4 separate regions of the Homo sapiens genome follow, and regions 1, 2 and 4 are each linked to region 3. A link is a contact called in ENCODE Hi-C or POLR2A ChIA-PET data. All regions are on one chromosome and are shown on one strand. Each heading gives the region's core, a stretch centred on a gene start or an enhancer-like site at or near the end of the contact. The rest is flanking DNA. Distances are from core to core; before and after follow the strand shown.

Region 1 (2,700 bases), core at 163-2,662, 210 kb after region 3:
GCTCCATAGGCTGAGAACAATGGCTCACACCTGTAATTCCAGTACTTGGAAGACTGAGGCAAGAGGTTCGCTTGGCCTAGGAGTTTGAGGCCAGCCTGGGCAACATAGCAAGACCTCATCTTTATTTTAAAATAAATAAATAAATAAATAAATAAATAAATAAATAAATAAATAAGAAAGAAACTGCTCAGGCACAGTGCTGGATGTATCCACAGCTGTAAACGAATTTGAAGGTTTGGGAAGGATAGAGTAAGAAGGTGAGGAGCAATCACTTTAGAAATCTTGTTACATTTTAAGTTAAGTAGAGATAGACTGCTTCTTCCACAGATTTCTCTATTGGATTTTTTCTTTCTTTCTTTCTTTAAACAGGATCAAATTTCCCTTAGAACAGCGACTCTCAACCCTAATTGCACGTTTGAATCATCTGGGAGCTTTCAGAAACTCCCACAGTCAGAGCCCCATCTGTAGGATTCTGATTTAATTTGTTTGGGGGGGTGAGGCTTAGCACCTGGCATTTTTGGAAAGCTCCGTAGATGATTCTAGATGCAGCCAGGTGACAACAGAGCTGTAGCTTCCGAGTGACTGGCTAGTGATGCAGCTCCTTTCTGCTCTACTGGGTGGTTGTCTCCAGGCAAATGGCCCAGATTCCTTCTCTGCTTCCTTCCTTTAACCTTCCCTTTCTGCCTTCTTTTTATTGCATGATCACTATCTGTCTTGGATTGTTGCTTGTTTTGATGTTTATCAGTCTCTGGAGCATACAGATCCCCCTCAGGTAGTCTGAGCTGGAAACTGTCAACTCCTACCCTTTGCAGTTTCTCTCAGATTCAGCTACTAAACATGTCACCTGAGGGCTGTGGTTCATAAGTTCTAGGTCGGAGGTTCTTAGACTAGCAGCATCAGCACCACCTCAGAAGTTCTTAGAAAATCAAATTCTCAGCCCATCTCAGGTCTAATTTAGCTCACTAAATTAGAAACTTTGTGGGTGGGACTAAGGGTATTTTATTGGTAGCCTTGAACCACAAGCTTGTAGCATTTGGAATTAGTTGTGCTGTCATGGGTGCTCTATCTTGAGGCTTTGGTATGCATGTTGGGCACCCAGAGGCTGAACAAGTTGCAATCTTCCTTCAGTGCCCCCACCATTTCCATCTTACCTTGGTGCTAGAGATAAACTGGGCTTCTTTCCTGATTTCTCTCCTTTGCACCTGAGCACTCCACGATGCTAGGTCCTTCCCAAACTCAGTCCATGCACCCCTACCCCCACCATCCTCATCCCCTGTAACTCCTGATCCTAGGAGAGACCTCTCCAGTTCCCCCAAGCGAGAAACAGATTTTCCCAAGGGGAGTGCCTGGAAGACTTTATGTTTATACTTAGTAACTTCATTTGCCAGACTGCCCAGCAGGACTAAGCCTCTTCCTCCTTTGTGGCTTTGCTGATGACTCTGCTCTGAAGCCTGATGATTTAACTAATTGGTGCTAAATTTTCCTGTACAGAGACATGATTTTATCAGCTGTAATTATCAAGCAATGGGACCTGATTTGGTTTTAAGCAGTCCTAGAACTTAAGCACCTCAGTGAATGTTGTCCTTCAAAGTAGTTATCAGGGGAAGCCACCCACTTATTCTAACAAGGCTGTCATTGTTGAAAATCTGACTGAAAACACTCTCCTGGGTCTGATGCAATCCAGAGTCTGATGTTTGTGCTCCTGCCTGATCGGGTTGCATCTTCCACCACCATCTCCCACGTGCCCATTGCTTTAACCACACAGCAGTTTCCTATTTCCTGAACTTACCCTGCACTTTCACATCTCCATGACTTTGTTATTCTTATTCAGCTTGGATTGCTCTTTTTATGCCTTTCTTTCCTTATTAAAATTCTGTTTTTCCTCCAACGGCCAACTAAGATGCTACTTTTCCTATGATGCTTTTCCTTATTCTTCAAATCAAAAAGATGGCTTGCTTTCTTCTCACATGTCATAGTATTTCACTTTTGCTGGTAATGAAGCATGTTTGCTTGAGTAAGTATTCCCTTCTAATGTACGCTTCTTGACAGCAGGGACCATGGAAACCATCCATTCCTCTTTCAGTGTCCAACACAGTAAGAGGTTGACAGCTGTCTATGAAGAGCCTCCATAAGGAACCAAGTGAGGAAATCAATTTATTTAGTTTATGTGTTTATTGAGTTTACCTATTTAGTTTATTTATCACTCTGTCACCCAGGCTGGATGGCACAATTATAGCTCACTGTAGCCTCAACCTCCTGGGCTCTAGGGATCTGCCTGCCTCAGCCTCCTAAGTAGTTGGGACCACAGGCACATGTCACCATACTGGGCTATGGTTTTTTGTTTGTTTGTTTTTGTTTGTTTTGTTGTTTGTTTTTTGTTTGTTTGTTTGTTTTCAATGGAGTCTTGTTCTGTTGCCTAGGATGGAGTGCAGTGGCACCATCTCTGTTCACCACAACCTCCACCTCCTGGATTCAAGCAATTCTCCTGCCTCAGCAGGACAATTGTAATCCCAAGTAGCTGGGATTACAGCCGCCCATCACCACACTCAGCTAATTTTTGTATTTTTAGTAGAGAGGGGGTTTCACTATGTTGGCCAGGCTGGTCTCGAACTCCTGGCCTCAGGTGATCTGCCCACCTCAGCCTCTCAGAGTGCTGGGATTACAGCAGTGAGCCACCGCACCCGGCCTACTGGGCTAATT
Region 2 (2,700 bases), core at 115-2,614, 130 kb before region 3:
TTGAAAATTCTTTTCTTTAAGAAATTTAAATATTGGCCCCCACTCTCTTCTGGCTTTTAGGGTTTCTGCTGAGAGATCCACTGTTTGTCTGATGGGCTTCTCTTTGTGGGTAACCCGACCTTTCTCTCTGGCTGCCCTTAACATTTTTTTCCTGCATTTCAACCTTGGCGAATCTGACAATTGTGTGTCTTGGGGTTGGTCTTGTCGAGGACTATCTTTGTGGTGTTCTTTATATTTCCTGAATTTGTATGTTGGCCTGCCTTGCTAGGTTGGGGACGTTCTCCTGGATAATATCCTGAAGAGTGTTTTCCAACTTTGTTCCATTCTTCCTGTCACTTTCAGGTATACTAGTCAAACGTAGATTTAGTCTTTTCACGTAGTCCTGTATTTCTTGGAGGCTTTGTTACTTTTTACTTTTTTCTCTAAACTTGTCTTCTTGCTTTATTTCATTAATTTGATCTTTAATCACTGATACCCTTCTTCCACTTGATCAAATTGGCTATTGAAGCTTGTGCATGCGTCATGAAGTTCTCATGCCATGGTTTTAAGCTCCCTTAGGTCATTTAAGGTCTTCTCTACACTGTTTAGTTAGTCATTCATCTAACCTTTTTTCAAGGTTTTTAACTTCCTCGTGATGGGTTAGAACATGCTCCTTTAGCTTGGAGAAGTTTGTTATTACTGATCTTCTGAAGCCTACTTCTGTCAACTCGTCTAAGTCCAGCTTTGTTCTGTTGCTGGTGAGGAGCTGCGATCCTTTGGAGGAGAAGAGGCGCTCTGGTTTTTAGAATTTTCAGCTTTTCTGCTCTGGTTTCTCCCCATCTTGTGGTTTTATCTACCTTTGGTCTATGATGGGGTTTTGGTGTAGATGTCTTTTTTTGTTGAGGTTGATGCTATGCCTTTCTGTTTGTTAGCTTTCCTTGTAACAGTCAGGTCCCTCAGCTTCAGGTCTGTTGGAGTTTGCTGTAGGTCCACTCCAGACCCTGTTTTTCTGGGTATCACCAGCGGAGGCTGCAGAACAGCAAATATTGCTGCCTGATCCTTCCTCTGGAAGCTTCATCCCAGAGGGGCACCCGCCTGTGTGAGGTGTCTGTCAGCCCCTACTGGGAGGTGTCTCCCAGTTAGGCTTCATGGGGGTCAGGAACCCACTTGAGGAGGCAGTCTGTCCGTTCTCAGTGCTCAAAACACCATGCTAGGAGAACCACTGCTCTCTTCAGAGCTATCAGACAGGGACGTTTAAGTCTGCAGAAGTTTCTGCTGCCTTTTGTTCAGCTATGCCTTGCCCACAGAGGTGGAGTCTGTAGAGACAGTAGGCCTTACTGAGCTGCGGTGGGCCCCTCCCAGTTTGAGCTTCCTGGCTGTTTTGTTTACCTACTCAAGCCTCAGCAATACAGATGCCCCTCCCCCAGCCAGGCTGCAGCATTGCAGGTCGATCTCAGACTGCTGCACTAGCAGTGAGCAAGGCTCTGTGGGTATGGGACCCACTAAGCCAGGCATGAGAGAGAATCTCCTGGTCTGCCGGTTGCTCAGACCATGGGAAAAGTGCAGTATGTAGGTGGGAGTGTCCCCTTTTCCCAGGTACAGTCTGTCATGGCTTCCCTTGGCTAGGAAAGGGAAATCCCCCAACCCCTTGCACTTCCTGGGTGAGGTGATGCCCCACCCTGCTTCAGCTCGCTCTCTGCAGGGTGCACCCACTGTCCAACCAGGCCCTGTGAGATGAACCAGGTACTTCAGTTGGAAATGCAGGAATCACCCGTCTTCTGCGTCGATCACGCTGGGAGCTGCAGTGGTTCTTTAGTTTTAATGGTCACTCTTAATCTGTATGTTAATTTCAAACTCTCCACCACTGGGTATAGCCTGCCCTTAAATTAATCTGTTGTTTTGCTTAATTAATCCTTTGGAAACATGAATTCCAGTCATACCTCAGCAACTAAATATTTTAATATGGTTAGCATCCAGTGTAAGTAGCAATTAACTTACTTTGAGATATTCAATAAAAAATATATTCTCACAGTGTTATTTAAAATTTTGTATTTTAGGTAATCAGTTAAATAAGAGTTCTTTTTCTTTGTTTTTATTTCACAATTTAGGTTTACTTAAACATGTAACTTTGGAAGTCAGCATGGAGTTTGGGCCCAGAATGGAAATTGGGTGTCAGAGATTTGTTTTTGGTCATGTCATTTGACTGTACCAGTCAGCTCTATGATGGCAGAAAACTTTCACATTGTTTTCTATCACTGCCTCTTGCCAAGGTCCACTGGGGTTATTTTTACTGTTGATGTTTTCCTGAGCTTTTGCATTTTTTTCTGTGGGCTGGTCCTTTTATACACTTTAAAAATCAGCTTCTCCTAAAATCAGGACTTTACTGTAGGCAAAGTTCTCTGAAAGAGCCCACAAAGTCACTTTTATAACTTTAACCCCGACTAGTTAAAAGCACTCACTATGTTGATGAAATCCTATTTTAGTTTGGGTTGCCCTAGAGACATGATTCATGTCCCCCTGTGACATGGATTCAAGTGCAAGTAGTTTATCTGGGAGGTGATCCTAACAAACACCTGTAGAGGAGTGGAGAAGTGAGACAGGGAAGGGAAGGAGCCAGCATCGGGTTCAGTGTCAATTAAGTTACCACTATAGGCAACAGGAGCTTAAGTTGCTGAGTAACTCGGGGAGCCAGCGTAGGAGTCATGTTTCAGAGTTATCCCA
Region 3 (2,700 bases), core at 54-2,553:
AGTAAAGGCAACTTCTTTCTGGACCCAGAAATAAAGCTTTACATTAGCAGCTTCCATAACACCAATAACATGAATGACCATCTACTGAGCAATTGCAGTGCACCAGGATTATGGCTTATGAGCACTTTATGTTTATTATCTCACAACTCACTGAGTTAGATACTCTCCACAACCCAGTGAGGTAAATACTATTACTTCCACAGTATATATTATTATATAATAAAATGCTTAGAATATACACACAGTAACTAAACACTACTTATAAAATATGGCTCTAGATATGTTTGATAAATATTTCCTTCATGAAAACATGGAGGAATTAATTAGCAGTATCTCTCTGCAGCCTTTAGCCCTCGAGAATCATGTAGAAAAGAGGAGCTGTCTTCTCTTTTAGCAGAACATCTGTCAGAGATGGTTTCCCCTGACTTAGACAATTGTGTTTTTTTCCCTTCAGAATGATTGAGTCTCAGAATTGTTCTTTAATCCTCAGTATTTCCATTAAGAAGAGCTTCTATCAAGTGCTTCAAAAGTACCCAATGTGAAGGAGTAATAATGACTCCCTGCTGGTGAGCGAAGTGTGGAGGACACAGGTCCCTCAGCCGTCCACTGGATGCTGCACTGTTTGGCCTGAGCCAACATGGGCAGAAATACAGGCGGCAGCATAAGCAGATGCCAAGAACCTGTCTTGCTTCTACTGTTTTCATTGGGTTACTATATCTCCTTTGTAGTCCAACCTGCAAATTACTTTGAGAAGGGGAGATACACCCCTGGACCAATCTAGGACTATATTTGTTCCCTTGCTAAAGTAGGAAAAAAAATACAGAACCTTTAAATATTGAACTCAAGGGCAACTAATTTAAATTCCTTTCCTTTCATGTTGAAAGTCTTTTGACTGGGTTATTCTGAAGCCATAGCAATTAGGTTACAGTTTACTTCTCTGTTACTTTACCATCTTTAAATTTGGCACCTTCAAAAGGTTGTTCTGTGCGTTTAAAAAAAAAAAGGAACTACCGTTGGATATTGTATTGTTGATGACCATTATTTGATTCTGGATTCTTTTGTGTGTTTGTGTTTGGGTGTTTTTGGTTGTTGTTTGTTTGTTTTCTAGAGACGGGGGGTCTCACTATGTTGTCCAGACTAGATTCGAGCCCCTGAGCTCAAGGGATTCTCCAGCCCCAGCCTCCCGAGTAGCTGGAACTGCAGGCACCCGCCACCACGCCCAGGGACAGTTACTTGATTCTTAATAGTCCAGTCATAATGAGACAGGATACTGCATAAGCCAAAGACCACACAAAGTATCAATGTTAAGTATCAAGAGGGTGTGGAGGAAGTGGGTTACAACCACTTTGTCTCCCAACTGTTGTATGTTTTGCCTTTAAAAATTTTTTTAAGTACGTTAAATTCTAATGTACTCAGATGTGGCTGAAACAATGACAAAACATTAGTTTTCTTTAAATATGCGTGACTTTTAAGCTTTTTCCCTTTCCCAGTGACTTGCTTCTCCACTAAGCTCTTTTTTTCTTTTTTTTTTTTCCTCAAATATTATTGTTTCATGTCACTGTGACAAGTTTAGTCTACTGGAAATTCCTATGTCCTCTGTAATTTAGGTTTTAAGCAACATATGATTTATCTTGTTATTTTAAAAAAACTATCTGCCTTCCCTAAGTGGGCAACTCTCTGGCATCCTTAATATTCTTCTATAGAAATTGTGATGAAAGAACAGATAAGCCTAAGTAAATCTAGCGTGTGGAGCTCCTTTAAAATGTGAAGACCTTGCCAACTGGTTAAAAATAAAACTTGGTTTTGTCCTAAATATCCTTGCTGGGCCTATTATACATAAAAAAAGGGGCCACAGCCCATTTGCAAGGCTTCTGAATGAACTCCATTCATTCTGTACTTGGAAATGTCTCTTCAGCCACAAAAAGAAACAATAGTTATAACCTAATTTCTTTGGTGCCAATATCAGCAGAAGAAGAGCCAAGAGACCATTATGAAAACTCTAGTAAGTTCTCTTGGTGATTATATAATGCTGTATTCATTGATCATATTTCTGTATTTAAATAAGTACATTTTTTAAAACATCATAAAGTGGATCAGTAATGCTGTAATATCACATTTCATGTATTATACAACATTTTTGAAATGGAGTACTCCAAAGTAATTTGCTTCTTATGGTTACCAAAGTTTAAAGAATACCCTAACATGCACTCCAAGATTTTAAGAGGAAAGGCTTTGTGTTTTTCATTACTGTATTTTGAAATCTGAGAGTGCAAAACTAGTTTTCTTAGGTAAACCCCGTAATCAGTTTCCACATTTACCTGTAAAAGTCAGTGGAGGGCATACATCTGGAAGTAGTAGTGGCGGTACACAATGTGTGTTAATATGATTTCCAAGGGGTATCTAGAGTAAACTTTCTTAATCACAGATCTGATCTGAGCATGCCACTCCTTTCTTAAAATCTTTTGTTGATTTTCCATTTCCCTAAAAGGAAGGCCCACTGGAGCATGGGCCTTGCAAAGTCCTCTTTCTGGCTTCTGCCTGCCTGCCTTTTCAGCTTCATCTCTGCCATCTTCCCTGAATGAACTTTTGTCAGTGGCCTCGCTCTTTCTACCTATGAGATGTTGTTTCTGCATGTTCTTGCATGGAATTCTCTTCCTCCCAACCCTGTTTCATTCCTTTAATCTGTACAACTCTTTCTTA
Region 4 (2,729 bases), core at 52-2,551, 150 kb before region 3:
GTTAAGCTTTGATATTTTTATTATTTGCTCTTGTTTTTCTGATAACCAAAGTAATACTTTGCATTGCTATAAAGATATACCTGAGACTGGGTAGTCTATAAAGAAGAGAGGTTTTATTGGCTCACAGTTCCGTAGGCTTTACAGAAAGCATAGTGCTGGCATCTGCTTAGCTCCTGGGGAGGCCTCAGGAATCTTACAGTCATGGTGGAAGGTGAAGGCAGAGCAGGCATGTAGCGTGGTGAAAGAGAGAGAGAGAAAAAACAATGACTAAATCTGGAAATAAGTCACTATTGTGAAGACAGCACCAAGCCATGAGGGATCTGTCCCCATGATCCAAACACCTCCCACCAGGCCCCACCTCCAGCACTGGGGATTACAATTCAGCATGAGTTTTGGGCAGGCACACATATCTAAACTATATTAACATTCTTATTGTGAAAATTTTAAACATTACTGAAATGTATAACTTACCTATTAAAAGGTTCTCATAAGCCCACCCTTTGAAGGTAACAGAAAAGTTTCATGTATCTTAAAATTCAACAAATGTTTTAGTACCCACTCTGTGCCAGGCAAATAGCCTACCCTCATGGAGCTTACATTTTAATAGGGAGACAGTCAATAAAGCAAACGAACATGCAAATAGATAATGGACTGTCAGTTGGTGACAAATGCCATAGAGTAGGCTAAGATGCTATTTTAGAAGGGCTTGGAAAGTCTTCTGCATAGGGTAATATTGGAGCAGAGACTAAATGGTGGAGGAGAGGAATATGGGACTGTTCAGAGGAAGAATATCCCTGGTGAGGGAACTTCAAGTATAAACACACTGAGGCAGGAGCATGCCAGATACAAGGATGACAAGAAGGGCAGTGTAACTGGAGCGCAATGAGCAGGGCAGAGAGTGGTAGATACATGTTTATATATCTGCATCTCTAGAGTTCAGGGAGCAGGTTGGGGTGGAAGATAGAAATTTGGGTGTCATCAGATTATATATGTTGTTTAAAGCCATATTTAATAGACAGTTTATTCTGAGACCGAGTATTGATAGAGGAGGGGAGGCCTGAGAACTGAGCCCTGGGGTTGGTCAGGAGGCAGGTGCAACCAAGAAGAGTAAAGTGGAATGACCAGCGAGGTGGGAAGAAAGATACAACCATATGTTGTTTTAGAAGCCTTGTAAAGAAACCTGTTAAACAGGAAGGACTAATCAACTCTGCTAAATGCTGCTGGGACTAAGAAGAGTGATGAGAATGAAAGCCTGATCAGACAGAGTAGCTTCGAGAGAGAATGGGAGGGGAGGAAATGGAGATAGCAACTAAGTCAACTCCTTTTCAAAGCCTTTTGCTGTAAAGGGGAGCAGTGTGATTGCCTGGCAGCACAGAGGGCCCACTTTGAGGTTTGTGGTCATGAATTTAAAGTGCAAACAACCAGAATAGTTGTGTTTTTCTTCAGTCTTGTTCAGCTACTTGGTAAGAGGTATGGAATAGACAGAGAGTTAGATTTAACAGGTTTGGGGTTTTGTCAGGTGAGTACTGACAGTGAGAAAGGGGCAAGGCAGGGATTAGAGTGGTGAGAAATTAAGATATAAAGGTAATTGATGCATGCTTTAAAAAAAAGTGTTAGGTTCAGTGGTCTAATCCACTTAGTGGCCTAAGATAGGGTCAATCTAATCCACTGAGCCTATCTTCCCTGTTTGGGAAGAAGTATTAAGAATGGAGGTATTAGGGGAATTGATCCAGAAATAGAAAGGGTTGTTCAGATTATGAGATGCTTGGAATTGAGATCTTAAGGCTTAAGGTGTGATTATAGGGGCAGAAGATAAGCTTAGCATATAGAGACCTGATGATGGGTGGATTGCCCACATGGATAATTTAAATCAAGAATAATGAAAAGAGTAGAGGTGGAAAGATAATAAGCCCATTACCAAATTTTTCAGTGACTGAAGGGGGGCAATCAGGAATTGTAACCCTGGTAATCAAGATGGGTAGAGGGTGTAATGATCTAATGGCACGGGCCTTAAGGAAACTGTGCTGTAGGGAAGAAGTAGTAGGAACTGTGATAAATAGTGGTAGTGACAAGCAAGAAGGACATCTGCCTCACCACAAGCCCCAACAGTACTGGAGTGTAGGAGAGAAAACGGCGCTTCTTAATAGTGCTCTAGGGAAGACAGTGCCCTCCATTGGTCAGTTTTCAGGTAGAGCATGAACATGCTATGTGGCTATTTAGAGAAGAGGCTGAGGATTTAATGAAATTGCATATTTAAAAGTAGTTTTTTTAATTATGGGAATAATTATGTTGACAAAGAAACTTGGTAAAATATAGAAAAAGATAAGGAAAAATTACCATAAGAGACCCATGTTAATATTTTTGTGGGTTTTCTTTTGGATTTTTTCTTTTATTCTGAGATTATTTTATTTTATTTTTCATAATATTTTTGTTTGTATTATGCATATGACATATTCTTTGTAAGAAAATTTTTAATAGTTTTCTGATTATAAAATATGATCATGGTAGAAAATTTTGAAAATAGTGGAAAGCATATGAAGTAAAGAAAAACTAGGATCACAACACGCAGAGGTCACATAACCACTGTTAGCAGTATTTCTTTACAATCATTTTTAGGCACATTTTTAAAAAAATTATTGAACTTCTACTATATGTAGATTATTAAGCTTGGTCAGCATCAGAGAGCATTCACAGGTTTCAGATGAAAGGTAATAGTATAGTCATTATTT

The links. Hi-C counts contacts between places; a loop is a spot of excess contacts on that map. ChIA-PET counts read pairs that join two places held with the same protein, here RNA polymerase II (POLR2A). Pooled maps may share reads with other maps.
Region 1: a pooled map shows a loop between it and region 3 (4-fold over the local background). The contact joins two enhancer-like sites. A Hi-C loop is called at or near these places in 9 of 50 pooled maps. POLR2A ChIA-PET finds 5 or more read pairs at or near these places in 3 of 52 experiments (CD4-positive, alpha-beta memory T cell, activated CD8-positive, alpha-beta memory T cell and activated T-cell).
Region 2: a loop to region 3 is called in a pooled map, with 4 times the contacts of the local background. The contact joins two enhancer-like sites. A Hi-C loop is called at or near these places in 3 of 50 pooled maps. POLR2A ChIA-PET finds 5 or more read pairs at or near these places in 3 of 52 experiments (activated CD4-positive, alpha-beta memory T cell, activated T-cell and naive thymus-derived CD4-positive, alpha-beta T cell).
Region 4: a map of naive thymus-derived CD4-positive, alpha-beta T cell shows a loop between it and region 3 (6-fold over the local background). The contact joins two enhancer-like sites. A Hi-C loop is called at or near these places in 1 of 168 maps with a recorded cell type or tissue (naive thymus-derived CD4-positive, alpha-beta T cell) and 6 of 50 pooled maps. POLR2A ChIA-PET finds 5 or more read pairs at or near these places in 2 of 52 experiments (CD4-positive, alpha-beta memory T cell and activated naive CD4-positive, alpha-beta T cell).

The regions. Positions count from the first base shown.
Region 1 is chr1:101,290,164-101,292,863 of GRCh38, forward strand. No RefSeq gene overlaps it. Among named protein-coding and RNA genes, the nearest start is that of LINC01307, 32 kb to the right of the region's middle. Within about 2 kb of position 1,413, at least 3 of the 41 ENCODE cell types and tissues checked have a DNase peak (open chromatin) inside an H3K27ac peak, as active enhancers do.
Region 2 is chr1:100,948,332-100,951,031 of GRCh38, forward strand. All of the region lies in intron 8 of SLC30A7 (solute carrier family 30 member 7), which reads left to right. Among named protein-coding and RNA genes, the nearest start is that of SLC30A7, 54 kb to the left of the region's middle. RefSeq lists an enhancer at 1,445-1,494. Within about 2 kb of position 1,365, at least 7 of the 41 ENCODE cell types and tissues checked have a DNase peak (open chromatin) inside an H3K27ac peak, as active enhancers do.
Region 3 is chr1:101,080,433-101,083,132 of GRCh38, forward strand. All of the region lies in intron 3 of DPH5-DT (DPH5 divergent transcript), which reads left to right. Among named protein-coding and RNA genes, the nearest start is that of DPH5-DT, 56 kb to the left of the region's middle. RefSeq lists a silencer at 1,233-1,312. Within about 2 kb of position 1,304, at least 2 of the 41 ENCODE cell types and tissues checked have a DNase peak (open chromatin) inside an H3K27ac peak, as active enhancers do.
Region 4 is chr1:100,926,195-100,928,923 of GRCh38, forward strand. The region is part of intron 8 of SLC30A7 (solute carrier family 30 member 7); the gene reads left to right. Among named protein-coding and RNA genes, the nearest start is that of SLC30A7, 31 kb to the left of the region's middle. Within about 2 kb of position 1,302, at least 4 of the 41 ENCODE cell types and tissues checked have a DNase peak (open chromatin) inside an H3K27ac peak, as active enhancers do.